Regions from separate parts of the Mus musculus genome. Here all the other regions are linked to region 1. Evidence: chromatin loops called from intact Hi-C (ENCODE). Cell type or tissue: heart. All regions are shown on one strand.

Region 1 (8,000 bases):
ATATGGCTATTGATTGGCATTGGCACTCCTAACCCTAAAGCCTTAAGATCTAACAAGAAGAGGGATTTCATTCCTCTTGGCAAACCGCTTGCCAAATCTTTCAGGATTTAATTCTCCTTACTCTTCCAGCAAAAGCAGAGGTGTTTAAAATAGAGGGACTCTAAGACTATTTTATGGTAATTAAAAAGGGAGGACCAAATGAGATGCACTATAGACAGCCACAAGGAAGCAAGGGGAGAAGATACTTCTTTTGAGCCAGAGACATGAACAAAACATGAAGGTATGAGCAGGAGCTGAAAACACCTCTCCTCAGTGGTCTGGGATTGAGACAGAGACAACCAGCTTTCCCTAGAAAAAGGGCAGAAAAGACTCTGGGCTGCCAGCCCCTCCTATGCAACAGGTTCTTAGCAAGTCTCACACTGGGTGCAATCAGCAAAAGTCAAGAAACAGGAGTCTATAGAGCACACAGGTAGCCCTCTGCAATAGAGTACAGTGGGCAGAGAGAGACAAGGAGGGCAAGCAGGTCCAGAGCTGCTATTGTCTACCCAGAACATATGCTTTGTGCTAGACATTTTGTGGTAGCCTGGGTCAAATACTCATTGTGAGGGAGAGATAAGGGATAATTTATTTGACAGATGCTTATTAAGCACTGTGAAGAATAGACAACTACATCACAGAAGGGATGCTGAGAGCAAACTTTAGAGGGCTACTACATCTGACAAAATACGAATATCTGCTGAGAAATGAGCCAGGCTAAGACTGGTCACTCGTTTTCCTCGTCTGAACTGTCTTTGAGTGGGATCATCCAGAGGGAGAATAGGATAAGAGTAAATACAGACTATAACATGTGGCTTTAAAAAGAAAACCAAAACAACGTATAGTAAGAAAGACTCGGAACTCATTTTCAAGCTGTTGAATATGAGCAGGTCCTACTCTACCCATTTTCTGGTTACCTCTGGGATGATAGTTCCTGGTGAGGTTTTTTTTTTTTTTTTTTTCCTTCTTTTCCTGCAGTGTCAAGAGAAACAAATCATCCGACCTTTGGATTTTCTTGCCTGCATCTTAACTGACAGTTGAAAGTTCACAACTCAACTGCCAGTCCCTTGCTCTTTCTCCTCCCATTTCCATCTTTAAGTTTATCTTGCTTCTTTGTTTTTTTCTCCCGTGTTTGTGTGGTGTTATTCATGACAGTAAAGCTAATGAATCCACATAACTATTGGTTTTTGGACGATTGAGTAAAGTAGTTTCAGCATATATGGGCACTTTTTACCTTGTGAGTTTGTAAGTAACTCATTGTAAATTAAAAATACCATAATAAAATGCATTTAATATGCCCAAAGTAGCAAGTGCTATAGCTTAGCCTACACAAACATGTGTAGACCCCTGACAGTTGGACAAAATCACATATCAGGGAGCTGGTTTCATAATAAGGTGCAGTTTACTGAATGCCATGTAATATACTGGGCAGTATCACTCATTTACTGTCATGATTGGGTGGCTGGCTGGGGGCTGTGGCTTGTGGCTGAAGCCCAACATTTTGAAATCATACTACATATTGCTCACCTAGAAAAAGATCAAATTTCAAAGTTGAAGTGTCATTCTACTAGATTCATACTGCTTTTGCACTATCACAAACTGAACCGTAGGTTGAATCCTCACAAATTGAAATTGTATATATTGTTTATATGGAGAGGTACTCAGCCTTAGGGAAGAAAGAAAGGCATGGCCATTTGCAGCAGTGTGGATTACTCTAAAGAACCCAGCTGCAGAAACACTGTCTATAATTGCAGGTCTATGTGGATTCTGAAATACAGCTGCACACAGGGTGAGAGTAGAATACTACCACCAACGATTGGGTGGTAGAGGAAAAGGTGGCTTGTTTCCTGCAAACTTCCAGCCTCACACTGGGTATGTTCTAGAACTCTACTGGACAGCAGCAGAGTCACTGTAACTAATAGTGGTGTACTGTATTCGCAACAGTGCTGAGGACACATTACATGATTTTGCACATGTATAGCCGTGAGGAGATGGCTATGTTAGCATGATCGTGATAGTTCTCAATATCATATTGTATACCTGAGATATGTAATTTGTACTTTATCCTTTATTACAGCTAGTGAATAGTCATCTTCACAAATATGTTTATAACAGCAAAATCCATAATGGTTTAATTTTAAACCATTGTCTACTTTTCTATATTCCCTAGAGTCCTTGTCTTAACTTTAACAGTTAATGAGATTGTATTATAATTTTACTTACCATTACATACTTATGTAGTCCTGCTAATAATATTAATAATAATAATCACATTGAAGTCCCCTGAAATTCTCATCTACTGAAGAAAATTTGGGCTTGTTCCTTTATGTAAAAAGAAAACATTTTATCTGGTTTTGACTATTAGGAATCAAACTTACTTTTGGACATGTTCTTGGCTAACATTTTATTTTCTCTTAAAATACTGCTTAGAGTCACTGGGTCACAGAGTAATTGTAATTTATTTTAAACCTGTATTTTTAAACACTTTATTAAATCAATAATAGCTAGCTGCATATGTATCAGAAGATGGCCAAGTTAGCCACCATTGGAAAGAGAGGCCCATTGGTCTTGCAAACTTTATATGCCCCAGTACAGGGGAACGCCAGGGGCAAGAAGTGGGAGTGGGTGGGTAGGGGAGTTGGGCGGGGGTATGGGGGACTTTTGGGATAGCATTGGAAATGTAAATGAAGAAAATACCTAATAAAAAATCAGTAAGAGCTGAGCTGTTTTCTAAGGAGGCTGAGTCATTTTACAGTGGCAACAGCAATACTTAGCAGTTTAGTGCTAACTTTTAAGGTTCTGATTATTCCAAAGGGTGTAAATAGTTATAATTCAGTTTTGGCCCATTGGTCATGTTTCTGAGTACCAGCTCTTAACTGAAGATGTGGAGTGTTTGTGTGTGTGTGTGTGTGTGTGTGTGTGTGTGTGTGTGTGTGTGCAGTAGAGGCAAGTAGGGCAGAGTGACATGATCCAATGCTTATCTCTTACAAGCTGTTCCCAGGGGCCTCTGGTACAGTTCCTATCTGTATAGTTTGGTACAGTTCCTATCTATCTGTATAGTTTCCCCAGTGGAACTTTGCTACATGCAGAGGTATGATCTTACAATTTGTTGGACTTTGGACTTTGTTTGCCATGAAACCATAATATTATAACTGAGACTTTCTGGACCTTGGTGATAATAAATGAAGATGAAACCCCCTACCCCCAACCACCCGGTACTCACTAGACAGCAATAGAGAAGGGATGTGTTCTAGACTGGGAGTTTAGATGACAGTTACAAGTCATGTGATTTGAGATAAGATCACAAGACATTATAAAGGAATAAGCAAGACAAGGAAAACTCTGAATTTCAGGCCACCACTAAAATTTGTGACTATGAAGGTAAGCTGAAATTATTAACAAAATAGTACCCCAGTTAAGTAGTGAATGAATATATTGTCCTGAAAGCAGACAAGCAACAGTACTAAAGTCCTTTCTGAGCACTGCTACAAAATCTACAACCTCTTCTTTCCAGATTATTCTGGTAATGAGATCTCTGTGTTTCTAGATGTAGATTTTTTTAATAAAAAGTATGCTCAAATTACATCTATAGGCATTGTATGGTTTTTGCACAGATACTATAGGGAACTGTATCCATGTCTAGGACATACGGTATTATAGAAAAGAACATAAAGGAACATAGCAAAAGAACAAATTATAAAGAAAGAAGTCTGTATGAGACCAGAGCACACATCTAAGCTTTCTTCCTGGACACACTTAATTTCTTCCAGCAACAAGTCCCTAAACCATGTGAATAGTCTGCCAGAAGTTACTTGTAAGACTTAGATTGTAGTGTTAGATTATACCACTCCACTTTGCTTTATTTATTTATTTTTCTTCTTCTTCTTGTTAAAGGAGATTACGGGACCCACTGGTTGCTGTGTACTAAGATTCCTGGCACCCAGATTGCAAGCAGATTGAAATGTGTTCAGCGTAAAATACATTTATTCAAACACTTTAGACACAAGGGATGGCTCTTAATAAAGAACAGTGGAAGCATTGTTGAATTCTAGTTGCTCAGACACTAGTCAGGGACCAATGTGTAAGCAGTCTTTTCAAGGGTGAGTCCAAGCCGTGTTTGCTCCTTTGTGACTGAGTCACCTCACTCAGGATGATAATTCTCAAGTTCCATCCATTTAAACACATCCAAAGCAAAAAGAAAACTGAATTTAGGCGAGTGTAGGGTATGGTCAAATCTCTATCCTATAAAAGCCTTCTTGAAGCCTCGGTTTTTACTATCCAAGTTTGTCTTTTGCACCGGTGGGTGTGCCCTCTAAACTCGGATCTTCCTAAATGTTTGGGTAGAGCTTAGCTGGGGAACTGACTCATCCTAGCACTCTTTCGGCAAAGCGTAGGCACTCAATCCTGAATGAATGAATGAATGAACGTGTAGAAAGAAGGCGGAAAAGGGGTTCGTTTTTTCCGAGATGTGACAGACTAGCGCGTAGTCACGACAGCCACAAAGCAACAAGACCCAAACCTTTCTGGACAGATGCCCCACTTCCCCCAGGCTCTCGTAGCAAACCCAGCCCTGCAGACTACGCCCCGCCCACCCAGCAGCCAGACTTAGGAAAGACTGGCTGCCCGGAAAACCGGAAGTGCTGGTAATTCCCTGCGCATGCGTGTCCGCCTCGGCTCGCACTTCCTACACTCGGTCATCCAGTGAGGAAGCCGGGCCGCTCACCCGACGCAGCGGGGTCTTCGCCCGCCCCGCCCCTCACCCACTGCGCATGCGTCCTGACTGGCTTGTGCGCCTGGAGGCGGGGCGCCAGGGCAGTTTTTTTTTTTCTCCCCTTCGCTCCCGCCCCTGCGCTTCCCACCTGCCACGTACGGGACCGTGGCTGTCGCTAGGCTCGTCGGGTGCGTGCGATTGGCCAGCTCTGCGCAGCCTGCAGCTCGGCGAGGCTCGGCGGACGGCGGCGGAGCGGACGGGGTTTGGAAGCCTCCTCTGCGACACCGAGTGAGCCCGCAGCGGCCGGGTCAGCTGAGGTGGACGGCCTCGGCAAGCGGGGTATGTCCGCCGGAGTGAGGCGCGCGTGGCGACTCAAGGAGGAGGTCGGGGGAACCGGGAGGGCCGCAGGGCTTCTGGAACCTCCCAGCGCCGGGTGGGAGGGTGGGGCTGGGGACCGTGGGAAGGGGCTGGGAGGGAGGGCGCAGGGCCCGGGTGAGGCGGACGAGCGGCCCGGCATGGGGGAGGGGCGGCTGGGAGGGAGGGAGGGAGGGGGAGGAGAGGGCGCCCGGCCCGGCCTGACCTGGAGGGCGTTTGGCCCCGCTGATACCCCAAGTCCTGTTCCCTCCGGCCCCAGAGAGTAGAGGGGAGCCTGGGGGTACCTCTTACGGAGGTCGAGAACCAGGGATCGAAGAAGCCTGGGGCGTTTGCTCGGTGCTTCACCCTCTAGAGCAACTTGGAAGGTGGAGGGTGAATCATGGAAGACATAGAAAGGGGGCTTGAGAAAGCCCAAAGCGTTTGTGCCTGATCCCCGGGAGTGGCTTGGACGTTGGAGCGTAGACCTGGAGTTAATCGGTAGATTGAGGACACAGAAAGGAGCCCCATTCGGTCGTACACTCCCGTGCTTAGTGTCCTCTTGGGGCCCTACCCAGTTTTACTGATTACAGTTGCCAACTTTTGTTAAGTTGCCGTCTCTGGGCACGGTAGGGAGAATTGTAGATAGGTAATCTCAAAGATTCTACCAAAGTAGCTTGTTAGGCTCCCTTCGCATGTGCAGAAAGTACGCCGCAGAGAAGAACTTGAGCTCACATAGCTACCAGTGAAAATGGTTACATTCTTGCCATATACACTGCGTGTCATACAGATTTTGAGACCCACTTACAGTTTTAGAATAATCAAGGTTCTTTAAAGAAAGAAAAGAAAAGAGAGAAAGAAAAAATAGAGAAGAAAAAGGAGCCAGTTGGTGGTGGTGCACTCAGGAGTCAGAGGCAGGTGGATTTCTGAGTTCGGGGCCAGCCTGGTCTACAGAACAGCCAAGGCTACCCAGAGAAATCCTGTCTTGGGGAGGCGGGGACAAGAAAAGAAAGAAGGGAAAAAGAAACTTGTTTAGAGGGTGGGCGTTTTAGAAGCTTCTGAAAGAGGGCCTCTTCTCAGGTTAAGCAACAGGTGCCTGAGGCTGAGGTATCCTAGTGCAGGGGCTATGTCCTTGGACACATCAGTGTATCCCAGTTACCAGGAATTTCTTGGATGAAGGTTAAGTTCCAGGTTGAGTCACTTCTGGACTTAGGAAGTAGTAAGACAGCAACGAGATGCATCAGAAAATGCATAGTGATCTTAACAGTAGTTCTAGGAACTCATTCATGTTAATCTCTACCTGCTTAGAGAAAGGCAGGACCAGAGTTGACAGCTGTGTGGACGAGGTTTTCTCTTGGGACAGGAAATAACGGTGGTGCCTGACATTGCTACACAAATGGACAACTTTTAGCTAAGACTGCAGGGAGGAAACTAGAAATGAAACTGGGCCACCCATGGTAGATGTTAAGGATATGTAATGTTAGCTTTTAGGTCCACTGGAGCTGAGTGCTTCCCAGTTCCATCAGAGGGCATATTAATTACCAAGTACATTTGTGCTGGAACTTGGTCTTACTTGGGAGTGTATCTTGATATGAGGTGCCCCTTCTGGCCAGGTAAAGAAGGTACTGTGAGATGGTTCTATGGTTCAGGAACTGAGAGTGTTCAGCTTTCTAAGCACCGGTCCTTAGTCTATATTGCTGACTTATATGGCCTATAGATAGAAGGCAGTAAATGCAGATTTATTGTAAGATCTTCATTCCTGTCAGACTATCAATGAAAGTATGAGATAGTTACTATCTTTCTAAACTTAATATGTTTTAGAGCCTGGGGTAGAGTAGATGTTATGTAAATGTTTTCTAAAGGTGGAGAACAAATTGGGCCAACAATGTAAGAGTTGGTTCTATAGAGGTGTCACGTCATCACAGCCATTAGAAGTCACCTGTGAGACTGATCAAACAAAACCCAACAGTGCTCTTTACATTAAGATAACTGTGGCATCCAGATTGTGGAACATTGTTCCACTTTGTTCTTCTGCTTTGACCTTGTAGTGAAGGGCTGTTTTCATTTGAGGGATAGTTAGACGCAAAGACTAGATAGAGCGTTTATGTGAGGACTACTGGGAGGTTTATATTTAATATTCATGATATAAGCTAGGACTCATGAAAAACAATTCAAGATGAATAGTTTGGTGATTTGGTGAGGGATTTTCCACATTAAAGGGGCGGGGGTGAAAATGGAGGTTCAGTAAGTTTTAGGGAAGGAGACAGAAAGCTGGCAATAGTGAAAGTTCAGGAATGAAAGCAGAGTAGCCTGTGGGAGGTTCAGGACAGCTTAAATGGTGCTCTTGGTCATTTACTTGGAACAGGTAAAAAGAGTAGGAACATTCTGTGTCTATAGATAAGCATGTTAAGGAATTACTTGGCCTTGCAGAAAAACAAATATTAACCCATTACTTGATCCTAAATATGCACTTTTATAGTAGTAATTTGAATTACTAAAAGTCTTAAGGTTCAGAATTAGGATTATAAATTCATAGGACAATCATATTGAATAACCTGAAATGAGATAATAATAAGAAAAACCCATGAGGGGAAAATTCTGTAGCAAGCCAGTATCAAATAGCTACTTTTACCATTTAAAAAAATACATTTTTTTAACGTGGTACCAAGTATTTATGGAACCCAAAGCCTTATGCATACTAAGCAAGCACTGTACCACAGATCAATGTCCTTTTTTAGAGTCTGGTAGCCTGGACTGATCGATCGATCAATTATTTATTTATTTATTTATGGTTTTCCTAGGCAGGGTTTCTCTGTGCAGCCCTGGCTGTCCTGGAACTCACTTTGTAGACTAGGCTGGCCTTGAACTCAGAAATCCACCTGCCTCTTCCTCTCAAGTGCTG
Region 2 (8,000 bases), 780 kb after region 1:
TATTGTCTTAAAATAAGAAATAATCATCTCCACTTTTGTTTTTAAAATGTTTCCTATAGGGCTGGAGAGATGGCTTGGCAGTTAAGATCACTGACTGCTCTTCCAGATGTCCTGAGTTCAGTTCCCAGCAGCCACATGGTGGCTCACAACCATCTGTAATGAGATCTGATGCCCTCTTTTGGTGTGTCTGAGGACAGCTACAGTGTTACTCATGTACAATTAGATAAATAAATATTTAAAAAACCCTTTCCTATAAACTGAGGATGTAGCTCAATGGTAAATTGCTTGCCCATGATGTTAAGGACTTGGTGTGATCACCACCAACACAGGAAAACAAACAAACAAACAAACAAACAAACAAACAATCCGGTGAAACAAAGGCTAACCAAATATTCCCTTACCTTCCCTTAGCTATACTGAATGTCACTTAACCAGGCCAGTCTAGGCGCCATACAGTAGACCTACCTCTGAGACGATGACTTGTGTGAAAACAGTAAGCGCTTACTCACTAGGCATCCATGTGTGTATCTGTGTAAAGCCTGGAGAACAAGCCTTGAGTCTACTTTCTCCCCCCCCCCCTTCTCTCTTTTCTGTTTTCTTTTTGACACAAAGTCTCACTATGTAGCCCTGGCTATTCTGCTACTTACTATGTAGACCAGGCTGGGACAGAGATTTTTGCTTACTTCTGCCTCTCATGTGCAGTGATCATAGGATGTACCACTTCGTCCCTCTTGTTGGGTCTGCTTCCTTGAGGAAGGTGCATGGCGTCACTTATGGGGCTGCAGTGTTGGGAAAAGTAATTGGAGATTAAGGAAGTAAGAGCAGGACTGTTGGGGGCCTGCCTGTGTTCAGTGAGCCACAAGTGCTGTCATAGAGCTGTGAATGCAGCCTGATGTAAAGTTGTAAGCACACTTAAATCATTTCGTGTGTGTGTGTGTGTGTGCACGTGTGATTTTATTATTCTTATTTTATGTGTATCAGTGTTCTGTCTGTGCCCTATATGCTTGTAGTTCCTATGGAGGCCACAAGAAGGTGTTGGATCTTTTGGGACTGGAGTTACAGATGGTTGTTAGCTGTCATGTGGGTGCTAGGAGCTGAACTCTGGTCCTCTGGAAGAGCAGCCAGTGCTCTTAAACCATTAAAACATCTCTTTAGCATCTTGTCCTTTTTCCTTTCTTTTCTTTTTTGTTTCTTGTAACTCAAACTATCTGACACAATTCTCCTCATTAAAAACATTAACAGTTTTGTATAAATATTTGTTTTTATTTTATGTGTGTAAATGTTTGGCCGGCATGTATATATGTGCATTTTGCATTTTCATGGTTCCCTGTAGACATCAGAAAAGGACATCTGATCCCCTGGAACTGAAGTGTGGGTGCGGGGACTTGTTCCTCAGCAAAACAAGAGCTTTTAACATCTGAGCATCTCACCAGCCCCTTCCTCTTCCTCTGAAGAAAAACCTCCTTTGGCTGGGCAGTGGTGGCGCACACCTTTAATCCCAGCACTTGGGAGGCAGAGGCAGGCAGATTTCTGAGTTTGATGCCAGCATGGCCTGCAGAGTGAGTTCCAGGACAGTCAGGGCTACACAGAGAAACCCTGTCTCAAAAAAGCCTAAAAAGCAGGAGATGGGATAGGGGGTTTCTGAAGGGGAGACCTGGAAAGGGGAAAACATTTGAAATAAAGAAAATATCCAAGAAAAAAATTAATTAAAAAATTGACAAATAAGACCTCATAAAATGCAAAGCTTCTGTAAAAACAAACAAACAAAAAACCTTAAAATACAGAAAAGTTTAAAACAATTTTTTTTCTTTGAGTTGGGGATGTATCTCAGTGGTTAAGTGCTTGCCTCAGATGAAGAGAGCCTAGTTTGATCCCTAACAGTTTCAGAAACCCAAAACCAAAAACAGTGAACAAGACAAGAGTGCTTCTCGTGTGAACTTTGTGAACGACAACACTCTTCAGTGATGAAAAGCCGGACACAACTGCATGGTCATCCCCAGTATGTGATCACCCTGTGGAGGGGTTCTCTGGGTTATTCTTGTTTGCTGATGTTGTTATTTGGTTTTTTTTTTTTGTTTGTTTGTTTTTGTTTCTGAGACAAGGTGCCTCTATGTGGCCAAGGCTGGACTTGGCATACTTCTCTCCTGGCCCTTCCTTTTTCTAAGTTACATATTCTCTCTCTCTCTCTCTCTCTCTCTCTCTCTCTCTCTCTCTCTCTCCATGAATGAGGTAGCACACATGTGGAACTCAGAACACAATTCACAATTTTCAGGAGTGGGTGATCATCTTCTACTGTGTGGGTTATGGGACTTGAACTCAGATCATCAGTCTTGGCAGCAAACTCCCCTACTGGCTAAGCTGTCTCTTCATCCTCTCCAATTGTTTTAATTTATGCACTGGCTGCTCTTCCAGAGGTCCTGAGTTCATTTCCCAGCAACCACATGGTGGCTCACAACCATCTGTAATGGGATCTGATGCCCTCTTCCGGTGTGTCTGATGTGTGTGTGTGTGTGTGTGTCTGATGTGTGTGTGTACATGTGTACTTGTTTTGTTTTTAGACAGAATCTCTCTGTTGCATAGCTCAGGCTATGATTAAACTCACTATGTAGACCAAGGTGGCCTTGAACTCACAGACATCCTCCTGCTTGCCTCTTCCAATATCTAACAATATATAGTCTTCCTCCCAACTGATGGGATTAAAATTTGGGCCACCACGACAGGCTTGCTTTGTTTTCAGACATATAAAGTTGTAAGACTGTTCTCCAAGTAAGGTGTCTACTGGTTAAAATGAAGGGGGGAATTCTTATTGTTTCTTCAGAAATAGAAAAGTATCTTTAGACTAAAGCAATGGGAAACAGAAAGGTCTTTAAGGGCAGTGATGCCAAAGGGAACCAGGAAAGAGGAAATGCTCTTAGAATTTTGAGCCTGAAAAGCTAGAAGCACCAAGTTACTGAATTTTCCTGAACAGGAATCCTCAGACTTCAGAGAGAGCCTTATAGCGAGTCATTCTATAGAGAAGCTAAAACCCTTTAAAATTAATTCAGACTTGTCAGAATGGGTAGCGGCCATAGAGACTTCTAGCAATGAGTTCTCAACATCAGTTTGTTTTAAACAATGTCCTTATAATGTGCCAGGTGGTAAAAGTGTTGAATTTCTCGAACACCAAGAGTAGCTTTTAGTACGTTGAGCAGTTGATGAAAGAAAGTGGAGCCCCCTTTGTACGATTGAGTTACCTTGTAAACCCTAGCTTAATTTTACTTCCCCTGTCAAGTTTTGTCCAAAGATTGTAATTTCTAGTTCCCGATTACCGAGTTCATAGTTAAATCAAAAAAAGATCAGCCTGTGCCCTCCCAACCAGGTAAAGTAAGTATTCCTGACTCTGGAAACTATTTTAAACTTTTTTGAATACTCTGGAAAAAGTTCTGGGTACATATGTATCAAATATACTCCTTGACCAAACTGTTCAATGTGTAAGAACCACCATTTAAAACAAAAATATCAGTTTCTGAGGCTTTAAATCTATTTAATTAGGTAAGATTGGGTAAATTGCAAATATAACGTATCCATTTGACTATGTCAAAATATTTCACTGTCATTCCTATAGAGAAGCTAAAACCTTTTAAACTTAATTCAGAATTGTCAAAATGGGTAGCTGCCATAGAGACTTCTGGCAATGAGTTCTCAAATTCAGTTTTAAACAACGTCTTTATAATGTGCCAGGTGGTAAAAGTGTCGAATTTCTCAAACACCTGGCCCTGGAGTGAAATGGTTTATCTAACAATACAGCTTGCTCACCAGATCAACTTTAGGTGTCAACCCGGGTCTTCTAAGCTTTACCTCCCACATTGTAGCCAGCAAGTCCCATCAGGGAGCCAATTGGGTCGAGTGAGTGCTGTGCATCCTGGGAGTTGTAGTTTGCAGCGCCCCACTGCTGACTACATGCTCTACAGAACGGCAGAAGACGGTTGCCTGGTGTCATTAGCAAGCGGCAAGTATGGCGGTGGCGCGAGTCGACGGGGCTCTGGCTCCGGGAGAAGGTACGATGATCCCTACCCCTAAATTCCAAAGTTTACTTCAGTATGTCATATTAAACAGTTGCTTGGTGTAAAGAGAAAGCCTGGGTTTAGAGGTGCAGTTTTGGACCAGTTCTTTTGATGAGGGGCTGTAAGCAACACGGAGGCGCACTTCCTACTGGGAGTTGTAGTCCCGCTGTCTGGTCCAGTCCCGCAACATTACTGTGAAGGCTGAATGAGGGACTTCAGTCCCCAGGAGCCTTCGCGGTGCCCGGCGCCCCTGTCCCGCGCTCTCCTTAGCCTGACTGGGGGCAGTGGGCTTCGGACTGCGGTGACCTTTCTGGGACGTTTACTTTGAGTTCCGAGTGCCCACAGGAAATTAGTGCAGCCTTTTTATTTCCCGTGCCTCTCCTTCTCGTCCGAGAACGTTCAGGAAGCATCTCATCTGAAACCGCATCACAGTCTGCTTGAACTCTTCTTTGGAAGTGACCAGTAGCCGTGGTAGAATCTGAGAATGACCCAGACACGCGTTGCTCCCCGATCATTCTGCAGGCCGGGTCCCGGGGTCGAGTTTGGTCTTTGTTTGGCAGAGCCCAGGTTGGGGGGTGCGCCTGTGCTTGGGAGATGCCTCCGTGGGGCGCCGACCTCAGAGCTTTTGTTTTGGTTACACTCTGAGGCGTGGTAGCAGCTGGCCCGATTGGGGCAGAGCAGGGTAGGTAGAGTTGAGGCTCATAACCCGGAGACCCTTGAGTTCCTACGGGAAGGAGTTCGGCTAAAACATGTGTCGACACTTAGGAATTGTGTGCGGACGCTAGGTGCGCTTTTCCAGGACAGTCTAGTTTTCATCTCGAAGAAGGGGCTCACGACGCCTCACGTGATAAGAAAACCGAAAAGCATTGAAACCCTCTAGGAGCGCAGAACCGAAAAATTACATCCCAAGGTAGCTCCAGTCTGATCGAAAAATTGAAATTGGCAGTTACTCAGGCCCCGCCCACTCTGATAGCTTCTTTTCTCAACCTTCCTAGCTCACCGAGAACAGCAGCAATAAGCACTTACAGAGCCATTCTCCCCGCCCCCAAAGAGCCAGATGATATTTTGGATGCCTTTCTCCCATTATCTCATGTTTTTATGTAGAACAATGTTTATATTATATTCTCACTCTTTTTCTTTTTTCTTTTCAAAGCCATGGTCTCATTATGTAGCTGTGACTGATCAAAAACTCAAAGAAATCCTCTTGCTTTTGCCTCTCCAGTGCTGGGATTAAAGGTGTGAGCTGTGCTGTGCACGTGGCTCATCCACTTTTTTTTTTTTTTTTTAAAAAAAACAACTTTATAGTTTTTAAAAAAGATTTATTTATTTATATGAGTACACTGTAGCTGCCTTCAGACACACCATAAGAGGTCATCAGATGGTTGTTAGCCACCATGTGGTTGCTGGGAATTGAACTCAGGACCCCTAGAAGAGCAGTCAGTGCTCTTAACCACTCTGAGCCATCTCTCCAGCCTTTTTTTTTTTTAAGATTTATTTACTTTATGTATGTGAGTACACTGTCACTGTCTTCAGACACACCAGAAGAGGGCATCAGATCCTCATTACAGATGGTTGTGAACCACCAAGTGGTTGCTGGGAATTGAACTCAGAACCTGGACGAGCAGCCAGTGCTCTTAACGGCTGAGCCATCTCTCCAGCCCATTGTTTTTCAAGACAGGATTTCTCTGTGTAGCCCTGGCTGTCCTGGAACTGGTTCAGAAAACTAATCTGGCCTTGAACTCAAGGAGATGCCTTTGCCACGGAGTGCTGGGATTAAAGGCCACCACTGCCTAGCTGTTTTGTTTTGTTTTGTTTTTTCAAGACAGGGGGGTCTCAGTATGTAGCTCTGGTTGTCCCAGAACTCACTAGATAGACGGAGCTGACCTTGAAAGTGAAGAGAGGTTGGCACTTTAAAAATCGCCTGGCTGTCATCTATGTCTTGTAGAATAGAAAAGTTAACTCAAAGAAGAAATGGAGAGGGGAGAGGCTAAGAGAGTGACTCTTGGAGGAAAGACATGGGAGGACACAGCGAGGAGTCAGCCAGCCTCTAGGAGAGGGGTCTCAGTTATCAAACCTGCCAACACCTTAGTTTTGGGTGTTTCAGACTTTGAAAAATAAATGATAAAAAGAGAAGGAAACTTGTCTGAAGTGATTAAAAGGGTGGGGGGCTACAGTCTGGATTTGTGATTAGCTGGGGTTGGGGGTGGGAGTGTGGGGGGTAGGGGCTACAGTCTGACTTTGTGCTACAAGTGCTTTATTTAGTGCTGCCTGCAACCTTGTGAAATTAGAAAATCATTGCATTCCATCGATTAATTATCTACACTGTGATTTTCAAAATGACTTCGAAGTCGCTGGGAGAGAGTAGTTGGCACAGTGCTTGCTGTATGTGACAAGCATGAGGGCCCCGAGTTCCATCCTCAAAACCCAAGTAAAAGGTGGAGCTTGGTGGCAGGAGCTTGTGGTCTCAAGTGCCGGGAAAGTGACATGGGCGGAGTCTTAGTGCTTGTTGGCCAAGTAGCTTACTCTGCTTGATGAGCTCCAGGCCAGTGAGAGATCCTGCCTTGAAAAACAAAGTGAGGGCTGTAGAAATGGCTCAGTGGGTAAGAACACTCGAAGTGACAGTGTGCAGACTGGAGTTCAAATCCCCAGCATCCATGGGCAAAGCCCCAGCACCTAGTGCATACATGGAAAAGCTCAGCACCTAGTGCTATGGAGGTTGCTGACTTCCAATCCAGCGCTAGGCTTTAAGGCCCACTGAGAGAGTGGGTCAAGAGAATAAAGAGTAACAGAACGGGACACCCAGCATTCTCCTCTGGCTTCCCTGGGCATGCATGATAGACACTGCCCACCACTCCCGTGCACACGACTTTGGGCTCTTGAAGATGTACTTGAAGTTAGGTTATAAACATTTTGATCTCTATATAAAAAAGTAAGTTTTAGGGTCTGATGTGATGATAGCTATAATTCCAGTATTTGGGAGTTGGGGGAAAGAAGATCAGGAGTTCAAATTTAGCCTTGGATACATAGTTTATGCCAGCCTAGCCAGCATCAGACCCTGTCTGAAAACAACAGCAAAAGATAAAACAAAACACAAAAACCCCAAACAACAATAACAAAAACCAATCTAAGACAAAGAAAAAAATTGAAAGATTGAAAAAAGGGGGAAATTAGCCAGGAGGTGATGGCACCCTCCTTTTGTTATGCCCAGTTCTTGGCAGAGATCACAGATGTAAACACACAGTCTTATCATCAGGATGCTACCTTCCCTGCTCCGCAGGTTAGGAATGCAACACTGGAGTCTAGAGGATTGGGGTATATATATGGGAAAAGGGTAGGCTGGGGCTTTCAAGCATGGCCTTACCTGATTGGGTGTGAGGTAAAGGAATGCTAGCATTCGAAACTGAGAACATTTGTTTTGACAGCAAGGAGGGACCATACAACTGGAAAAGGACCTTTTTGGTCTGGGAAGAACGGACTCATTTGGTTATTTTTCTAAGCTGGCCCCAGCTGTCTGGGACCACCTGGTTGTCTCTTTCCCATAGCTTAACACTTCAAGGACATTAAATTTCTGCCCCCTTCAAAGACAGGAGACATCTGCAGGCGTCAGGGCTCACTGGAAAGGAATCTTCTCTTTAATCTCAGCACTAGGGAGATGGGCAAGAGGATCTCTGAGTTTGAGGCCAGCTTGGTCCAAAGAGCAAGTTCCAGGACAACCAGGGAAACACTGAGAAACCCCGTCTCAGAAAATTAAAATAAAACTCAGAAAAAAAAAAAAACCAGAAAAACAAAACCCCAAACCCCTCAAAAGAAACTTCAGTCCTGTTTTTTTGTTTTTTGTTTTTTGTTTTTGTTTTTCGAGCAGTCCTGTTTTTTGAGTGCTGTTATTAAATACTACAGTACAATCAGGGCTTGCATGCTAGGAAAAGGCTCTGTTTCTGAGCTAATCCCAGCCTGTAA
Region 3 (8,000 bases), 400 kb before region 1:
ACAGGTTTTCTTTTCAGTCTGCTAACACTGAACCCTGAATAGATATCTGGTAATTCCTTAATCCTGTTAAAAAAAAAAGGTAGTTATTGTGCAGCTGGAGACACAGCACCTAGAAAGCCTGTTGTACCTTCAGCTGAGACAATGCAGAGCTAACGCAGAGGGAGTCCTTCAGCCATAGGAAATACGGATGAGTTATACGCAGTTATATCAGTTATATCAGTTATACACAGACACTCGTAAGAGTCAAATATGACTCTCTACCAACACTTAAGAATATAATTTCCACTAGAAAATAATGATTCTTAATATTGCCTTGCTAAACAATAATTTAGTAATTCCAAGTAAGATTTCAGGACCATATTCCTAAATTCTACATGGTGAGGTTAAAAAAAAAATGGCATGTTCAAGTGTTTTGCTCAGTTTTATTTTGGGACAAATATAATAACCATTTTAAAGCAGAGAATTCAACAGAAGTCAGGCCAATCAAAATTATTCTTTATAAAAACTAGAAGCCACTTATAAATATTAAAATAATTAGTACTGCTGCAGACAATGTTGCAATACTAAAAAGGGAATTTACTAATTATTTCTGTGTTATATATGTGTAAATGCATACACGTGCTTATGTGCAACCAAGTGAGGGTGTTCTTGAACACTGGAGGTACTGGATCCTCCTGAAGCTGGAATTACAAGTGTGAGCTATCACACAAGGGTCCTGGTAACAAGCTCATGTTCTCTGCAAGAGCGATATGCACTCTTTAACTGTTAAGACACTTCTCCACGCCAGCTCCCCTTATTCTTAATTTATGATTACTATAGAACTTAAGAACTTTTATGTAACGTTTACTTATTTACTATTCCAGATTAAAATGAAATAGAAACTTTAGATATGAAATTTTCACATGTACAAAATTTCACATCTATGGAAACAATAACTGAGTCAAAGAAGGCTCTTGACAACCACCTTCACGGGCACTCACAACCACACCATTTCTTAAACAGGCACTTACAGGTTGCTTTGCTAAAAATGCCCTTAAAATCTCACTCTGGCCCATAGGTGACTGAAAGTAGGACAAGAGCATAACATCTCTGCATTCTGTCCCCTTCAGCTCAACTGAACCCAGAGGTTAAGTCATTGTCCTTAACCTTTTCCTCGAGTCACCTTGGATTCCAGAGCACCCCTCAGACGAGGGTAATTATCCTGGATGTTGAGTCCATGCCCTGGGACATACGCAACTGTCTTACAGGGACCAGACTAATCCCCTTAGGAACCCTTCCTTCAGCCCTCACCAGCCCTCACAACTGCCATACCACTTCTTGACCAGAGCTGCTTCATTTCCATACCTCTTGCCCAGATTCTCCCATCAGTTAAACCTTAAAGGTCTGGTGAGTAACCTAAAAACTTGGAAGTTACTGGAACCAACTGACCATCCCTCTTTCCAGTATGGCAACACTAAACAAATCTTTGCTTTTTGCCATTATTTATCTCTGTAAAGGGCTTCTTGGAGTGTGGTTGCTCATCATAGTTTGCTGGGGCTGCCAGTGCTGGGCTTTCATCCTAAAAACTTTGGTTTAACATTTTAGTGCTGGATGAAATAGAAGGGACCAAATATTTTAATCCTCTTAGCCTACCAGGATGACAATGACATAAACTGAGCTTACCAAAATAACAATGCTGGACAGGACAATGTAGAATGGCATCTCCTCAGCTCTCAAAGATCATGGTTCCCTCCAACATTGTAAGTTCTGGTTAGAAATTGGCTGTTTAACTTCCCCATAGGAGAGAACAAACAGCCTTCCTGCTAGCTAGCACGGTGACTCACACACAGTAAGTACTATCCCTGGAGTCATATACCAGAGCCTCTGAAGCTACTTAGGAAAAGAACAACGTGTCTTCAGGCTGAATGGGATGAAAATGCCTGCCATTCATTTAACTGTACAGTTTTTCTCATGAGTGTTAAGTGCACATAGGATGCGTGTGTATAAAGAATTTCCTCAGGCACATACCTGGTATTTATTTACCTGTAAGTTTCTCTGAACTTGGATTACTCTGGTAATACCACCACAGAATTCCTGACCCAGTAAAGTCCCTTATCTCACTCAATCTCAGTCCATGCCAATTCTCCACACAGCCGTCAAACTTGTCAAAAAGATTTAATAGTCTGACCACCAGATCCGATAGAGCAGTTTATCACTCCAATGCTTGTTATAACACCAGAGACTCTTTATCAGGCTTGGACACATGTATATATATGTCCAGGTGAAATAGAACATTTTAAGATGTGCAGCGGGGGTGGGGGTGGGAGGCACAGTTCCTTAAAAACTGAACTATTTCCTATATACAAAGCTACCTAATGATTTTTTTGAACTTTGTAATAGTTGCTAATCTCCCTCCCCAAACACACACACACACACACACACACACACACACACACACACAATCAGAGCGAGAGAGAAACTCCGAAAGAAAAATGGCTTGTTTTTAAAAGGTTCTTAGCAAAGTTCTGGTCTTGGGAAACACAATAACAACTCACGGTACAACTCCAATCGTTCCGTGAAATTTGCCTTTCTTCGCTTAATGGAATTACTATATTTGTGCATGTTTCCCATACCTACATACTAGGGATAAATGCTGTGTCACTTAGAAGAAAGGCAAAGTATTCTGTTGGATCCCAAAGGAAATTGTCAAAGAACGTCTCTACGCTAGCCAGCCTGGAGCTGCTATTCCATTCCCTATAAAGGCAACCAGAAACGACTCTAAAGTCACTCGGCAGTTTCCGACCGGTGGGAGGGCCCCTCACCCGCACAACGGGTCAAGGAAAAGCTGCATCCGCTCGTTTTCACCTCTACGGCCCGGGCGGCTTCTCACCATTTCCAGGGAGTCCCCAGAACCGTCGTGGTGGCCACTGCCCAGGGCCGGACTGGCCCTGCCCTCGGGGGTCTTCCGTTCACTGTTGCGCTTCAGGCCGCTGGCGTCGCCCCGGCCTCCCGCTTCCCGGCGCCTCCGCCTTCGGCTCCACAGGTACATAGCCCCAGCACCCAGCAACAGGGGCGCCCCGATGGCCAGCGCCACGTGCCATCGCGGCAGGGTCCCCGCGCCCGAGCCGGGGCCCGCAGTCCCACCGCCACCGCCCACTCCATTTCCAGAACCGGGCGCAGCAGCCGCCGCCATCGCCGCCTCTATGGGCTTAGAGGCGGCCATGACGACTGTCCTCCGCCGCCGCCGCGCCGGTCGCGGGCGCCACGGTCACCGGGCAGCGTGGGGAGGAAGCCGGGAGCGTGGAGGGAAAGCAACGCGCGAGCGAGCACGCTAAGCAGCAGGAGCGGACGACAGAAAAGGGCCAGAGGTCACCGGAAGCCCGGGGCATGCCGGGCTAGACCGGCGGCTGGGCCCGCCCCTATCTACTGTACAGGGGAGAACCACTTCCGGGGTCAGAAGGCCTGGCGCTCTGGGTGGCTTTTCCCTTTCCTCTTGCAGGCGGTTGCCTAGAATCGCTCGGGAGGTCTCAGGCCTTGCGTGACTGCAGACCTCTTCTCCAGGACAGAAGGACCCGTGGCACTGTCGCCAGTGCGGCGAGGAGGGGCGTGGGGGGCCGTGTGCAGCAAGTGTAGAGGGACAGCTCCCTGTAGCTCTGTGAGTGGGCGGGACTTGCAGAAGCACTGTGAAGGGAATTGGCCAGCAGGGATGGTGGGCCTCCCAGTTGATTGGTAGGATCGGGGAGGGGGGTGTGGCTACGTTGGTGCCTGTTAAAGACTGAAACTGTGGGAGGGGGGAAAAAGGGTGAGACCATCGTGCTGTGTAAACCAGCTTTGTATATTTCTGCAATAGCCAGATTGTAGTTTGGACAAATTTGTAGTTCCTGGGACAATGACAGAGGGCAAAGACTAGATGGAAACTGGGGAAGGTAGGTTGACTCATGGAAGTGACTTGCAGCCTGTGTGCTGCACCTTTAATAGTTACAAAGGGCAAGGATGTCTGTTAGAAGGCTTTCCTATTGGCTTTCCTCGAGGACCCCGGATCACCGCAGGCATCTTTACGTGTGTATCTTAAAATGGATTCCACCTGACATCTAGCCCATACAACCTTCCCTGGAGCACAAGTGTCTGTCACAACACTTTGAGTTTGCTCACTTATTTGAAATAACTTAAATTTTTAAAAAAAATTTATTTCATTTATATGACTACACTGTAGCTGTTTTTCAAGCACATCAGAAGAGGGCATCGGATCCCATTACAGATGGTTGTGAGCCAACCATGTGGTTGCTGGGAATTGAACTCAGGACCTCTGGAAGAACAGTCAGTGCTCTTAACTGCTGAGCCATCTCGTCAGCCCTGAAGTACTTTTCTTAAGCCTTCATGAACTCTGGATCTGGTCTCAAAGCATGAAGTCTACTTTGCAAGGTGTTTGGAATTCACACAATTTTCAAGAAAAAAAGGCAAAGCATGGATAATTAAATGTTCCAGGCTATGGCTCTTCATTTCAGGTTTGAACATCCTTTTGTCAAACAAACAAACAAACAAACAAACAAACAAACCAAAAAAACAAAAACCAAACACCCATAGATGGTCATTTGGCTTTTAAGTACCACAGGATGCTCACCATAATAGCATTACATGAAGATGCAAAGGCCAAGTTGTGTCAACGTGGAGTGATTAAAATAGAATGTTCCAGTTTGAAACTTCAGGGCCTTTTCTCTTGCGTCATGTTGGTTCTCACCAGTGAAATGTTTGCACTAGCAACAAACTGAAAATGGTAGTGTAACTTAGTTGATCAAATAGAGATTGCTGTAGGCACTGTTCTCACCCCAGAACTTCAAAATCGGAATCTCATGCCCTCTGAGTAATCTTGGATTTTTCAGAATAACAGCAAAAGGATTCTCCCCCTATAACTTCACATTTTTTTCTGTGATATCTTGGAGGACTAAAGGCTCCCAGTTTGAATAAACCATTGGAACTAAAACACATTTGAAAGATTTTCACCTTTGTTAATTTTGTGTATGTATGTGTATGGGTGCACCCATTCCACGGATCATGATATGAATCTTTGGGAGTCACTTCTTTTGTCCATATGGGTCTTGGGATCTTTTATAGCACCAGCAAAATGATCACACTATCGATTAACAGTTTCTGTTTCTTCCCCAATTATTACCACATTGCCATAGTTATTGGTTCTTGTATCTGCTACTCAAGTTCATCTTGGGTCCTTGAAGAGTAGGAATCGTGGTATAGTAATCTTAGTACTTCTGGACCTGTTGCTAAGTTAGACATATGATAGGTATTGTTAGTGTTCCTGCCCAACACAATTCCTGAAACAGATAATGCAGGGAATATGGGGAAAGAGGCGCTCTTATTCACTGCTGGTGGAAGTGTAAACAAATATAGCCATTATGGAAATAATATGAAAAGTTCTGGAAAAATTATAGAACCATGTGACCCAGCTATACCATGATTGGGCATAGATCTAAAGGACTCTATAGTCTGCCACAAAGAGATTTGTACATTCATGTTTATTGCTGCATAAATTAAAATATTTAGGGAATGGTAGCAGCCTAGATATCCATAATGGATGATTGGATAACAAAAATGTGGTACATACACACAGTATCATTTTACTCATTGCACAGAAAAATGAAATCATGAAAATTTCAGGAATGGATAGATCTATAAAGTATATTATAATAGTCTCCCATATGTGGATCAAAGCTTATAATGTCTCCATATACTAGTGAGAGGTCGGTGCAAGTATAGGTTATGAAACCAGGGAGAAGGCTCCTAAAGGAGGAATATAGTTGTTGAGGAAAGGTGAGGGGATGGGCAACAAGACATGTAACATACAAAAAAAAGAGAAAAAGAAGCTGTGGAAGATTATAAGGAAGATAAACACAGGCGTGAAAAGGGGAAGAGAATAAAGAAAAATACACAGTAATTTTACTTGAAATGTCATAAAATAACTTAATGTTCTAATTTTAAAACTTGTAAGTAAAAAATTGAAATTTATTTAGATGGAAACACAAAATAAAGACAGGTAAAAATATCCACAAACTATGCCTTCAGCAAAGGAATAATATCTAGAATCTATACATTTCACATTTCAACATTAAAAGGGCAAATAATTTTATTATAAGATAAGCCAAAGTCATGAAAGACAGTCACCTTACTGAGAAAGATAAATAAGTGAAAAATAAGTTCATGAAAAGATTTTCAACATTAGCTATTAAATAAAGGTGAATTAAAACCACTAAGTGGGTTGAGGAGATGGCTCGGTCATTAGAGTGCTTGGTACCTGTCTTAGTCAAGGGTTTCTATTCCTGCACAAACATCATGACCAAGAAGCACTTGGGGAGGAAAGGGTTTATTCAGCTTACTCTTCCACATTGCTGTTCATCACCAAAGGAAGTCAGGAATGGAACTCAGGCAGGTCAGGAAGCAGGAGCTGATGCAGAGGCCATGGAGGGATGTTACTTACTGGCTTGCTTCCCCTGGCTTGCTCAGCCTGCTCTCTTATAGAACCCAAGACTACCAGCCCAGAGATGGTCCCACCCACAAGGGGTTTTTCCGAAAACCCTTGATCACTAATTGAGAAAATGCCTTACAGCTGGATCTCATGGAGGCACTTCCCCAACTGAAGCTCCTTTCTCTGGGATAACTCCAGCCTGTGTCAAGTTGACACACAAAACCAGCCAGCACAGTAGCCAAGCGTGAGAACCTGAGTGTGGATTCTTGGCTTCCATGTATTAATACAGAGCTAGGAATGCACGTTTGTAATTCCAGTGCTATGGAAGCAGAGACAGGAGGATCACTGTGCGCTACTAGATAGCCAATCTAGCTGAATAGAAGTGCTCCGGGTTCAGTGAGATAAGCCATATCCAAAACCAAGGCGGAGAACTTCAGAGGAATTATGCCCAAACTTGACCTATGTCTTCCAAACACAAACCTGTCACCATGCCTGCCAACCTGAATCTGAAGCCTGGTGGAGAGATAACCAATTCATGCCAAGTTGTCCTCTGACTTCCCTATCTGTACCACGGTACTTGAATGTCCACACACATACACACTTGCATATGCAAACAAAACAAAAAAATGTAATTAATTTTTTTCCAAAATAAAAAATGAAGTACAATCAGCATTTCTACATTTCCAAAAGAAACAGAATCTTATGAGTGGCAATGAACTCAGTCAATCAGGATGAAAAGATCTTATAAAGCTCCGAGTGGGCAGAAGGGTGGCAAATGAGTGCATAAATTATACATGAGTTATCAGTCACAGTGAAAGAGGGGGAAGTAGGGTTACTATACATGGCTCCTTGCAGATAAATGCAGAGGCTGCTTCTGACAGCAGAAGGAGCAGCCAGTTGATGGAATCATGACATGACATTCCCATGACAAGAAAAGTAGCACCGCCTACTCAACTGAAGATTTGATGGAAGTTTAATAAAGCAGAAACCATCAGGATCAAGAGACAATTACCATCAGGAGGGCTCAGGAAAAAAAGGGGGATTCTGCAGAAGTAAAATAGGAAAAAATGCAGTAAAGAATATCCTGCTGGAAGCAGCCAGAGTAAAGGTGAAGGGCAAGGATTACAGCACAAAAGAATTTTGAACTAGCAGTGATGATGGTGGTGGTCGTCGTGGTTGTGGTTGTGAAGAGGGCTGTTGGGGATATAGCCACAGCAACTGTGCTGATTCCTAGCTGATACCAGCATTAGTGGTAGTCAGCAATCCTCATGCTGGACTGGCAAGGATTGTGGAAAAGCTGAAGCAGCCAGGAACTTGTTCATTAAATAGCGCCTCTTTCCCCATATTCCCTCCACCACTGGATGTTGTGTATTTTTTTTTTAATGGTAGCTATTCTGATACAGGTGAGATAGAATCTCAGAGCTTAGTGTTGCATTTCCCTGATGGCTAGTGATGTTGAACTGTTTTTGCTTGTTTGTTTGCTTGCTTTGTTTTGCTTTAGTGGAGGTTTAAACTTTTTTAGTTATATTGTAGGTATTAAATTCTT

The links. A loop is a pair of places that touch in the nucleus more often than their neighbours do. Peaks named below come from ENCODE experiments on the same cell type or tissue, not always from the same donor. Only the 100,000 strongest peaks of a DNase experiment are listed, where the experiment ranks them.
Region 2: a loop joins it to region 1, with 4 times the contacts of the local background. A loop is called at or near these places in 9 of 42 quality-filtered maps.
Region 3: a loop joins it to region 1, with 4 times the contacts of the local background. A loop is called at or near these places in 5 of 42 quality-filtered maps.

The regions. Positions count from the first base shown.
Region 1 is chr16:56,714,271-56,722,270 of GRCm38, reverse strand. It overlaps Tfg (Trk-fused gene), which reads left to right and starts at 4,821. Exons shown (of 8, transcript NM_019678.3): 1 at 4,821-5,086. In heart, no CTCF peak of the experiment used is centred here; a DNase peak (open chromatin) is centred at 4,710; H3K4me3 peaks cover 2,932 bases; H3K27ac peaks cover 2,529 bases.
Region 2 is chr16:55,930,790-55,938,789 of GRCm38, reverse strand. Cep97 (centrosomal protein 97) reads left to right here and starts at 3,942. Exons shown (of 11, transcript NM_028815.4): 1 at 3,942-4,037. The coding sequence starts at 3,995. In heart, no CTCF peak of the experiment used is centred here; DNase peaks (open chromatin) are centred at 3,919 and 4,199; H3K4me3 peaks cover 1,731 bases; H3K27ac peaks cover 1,374 bases.
Region 3 is chr16:57,117,064-57,125,063 of GRCm38, reverse strand. It overlaps Tomm70a (translocase of outer mitochondrial membrane 70A), which reads right to left and starts at 3,350. Exons shown (of 12, transcript NM_138599.5): 1 at 2,870-3,350. The coding sequence starts at 3,202. In heart, no CTCF peak of the experiment used is centred here; DNase peaks (open chromatin) are centred at 3,413 and 3,653; H3K4me3 peaks cover 3,006 bases; H3K27ac peaks cover 1,794 bases.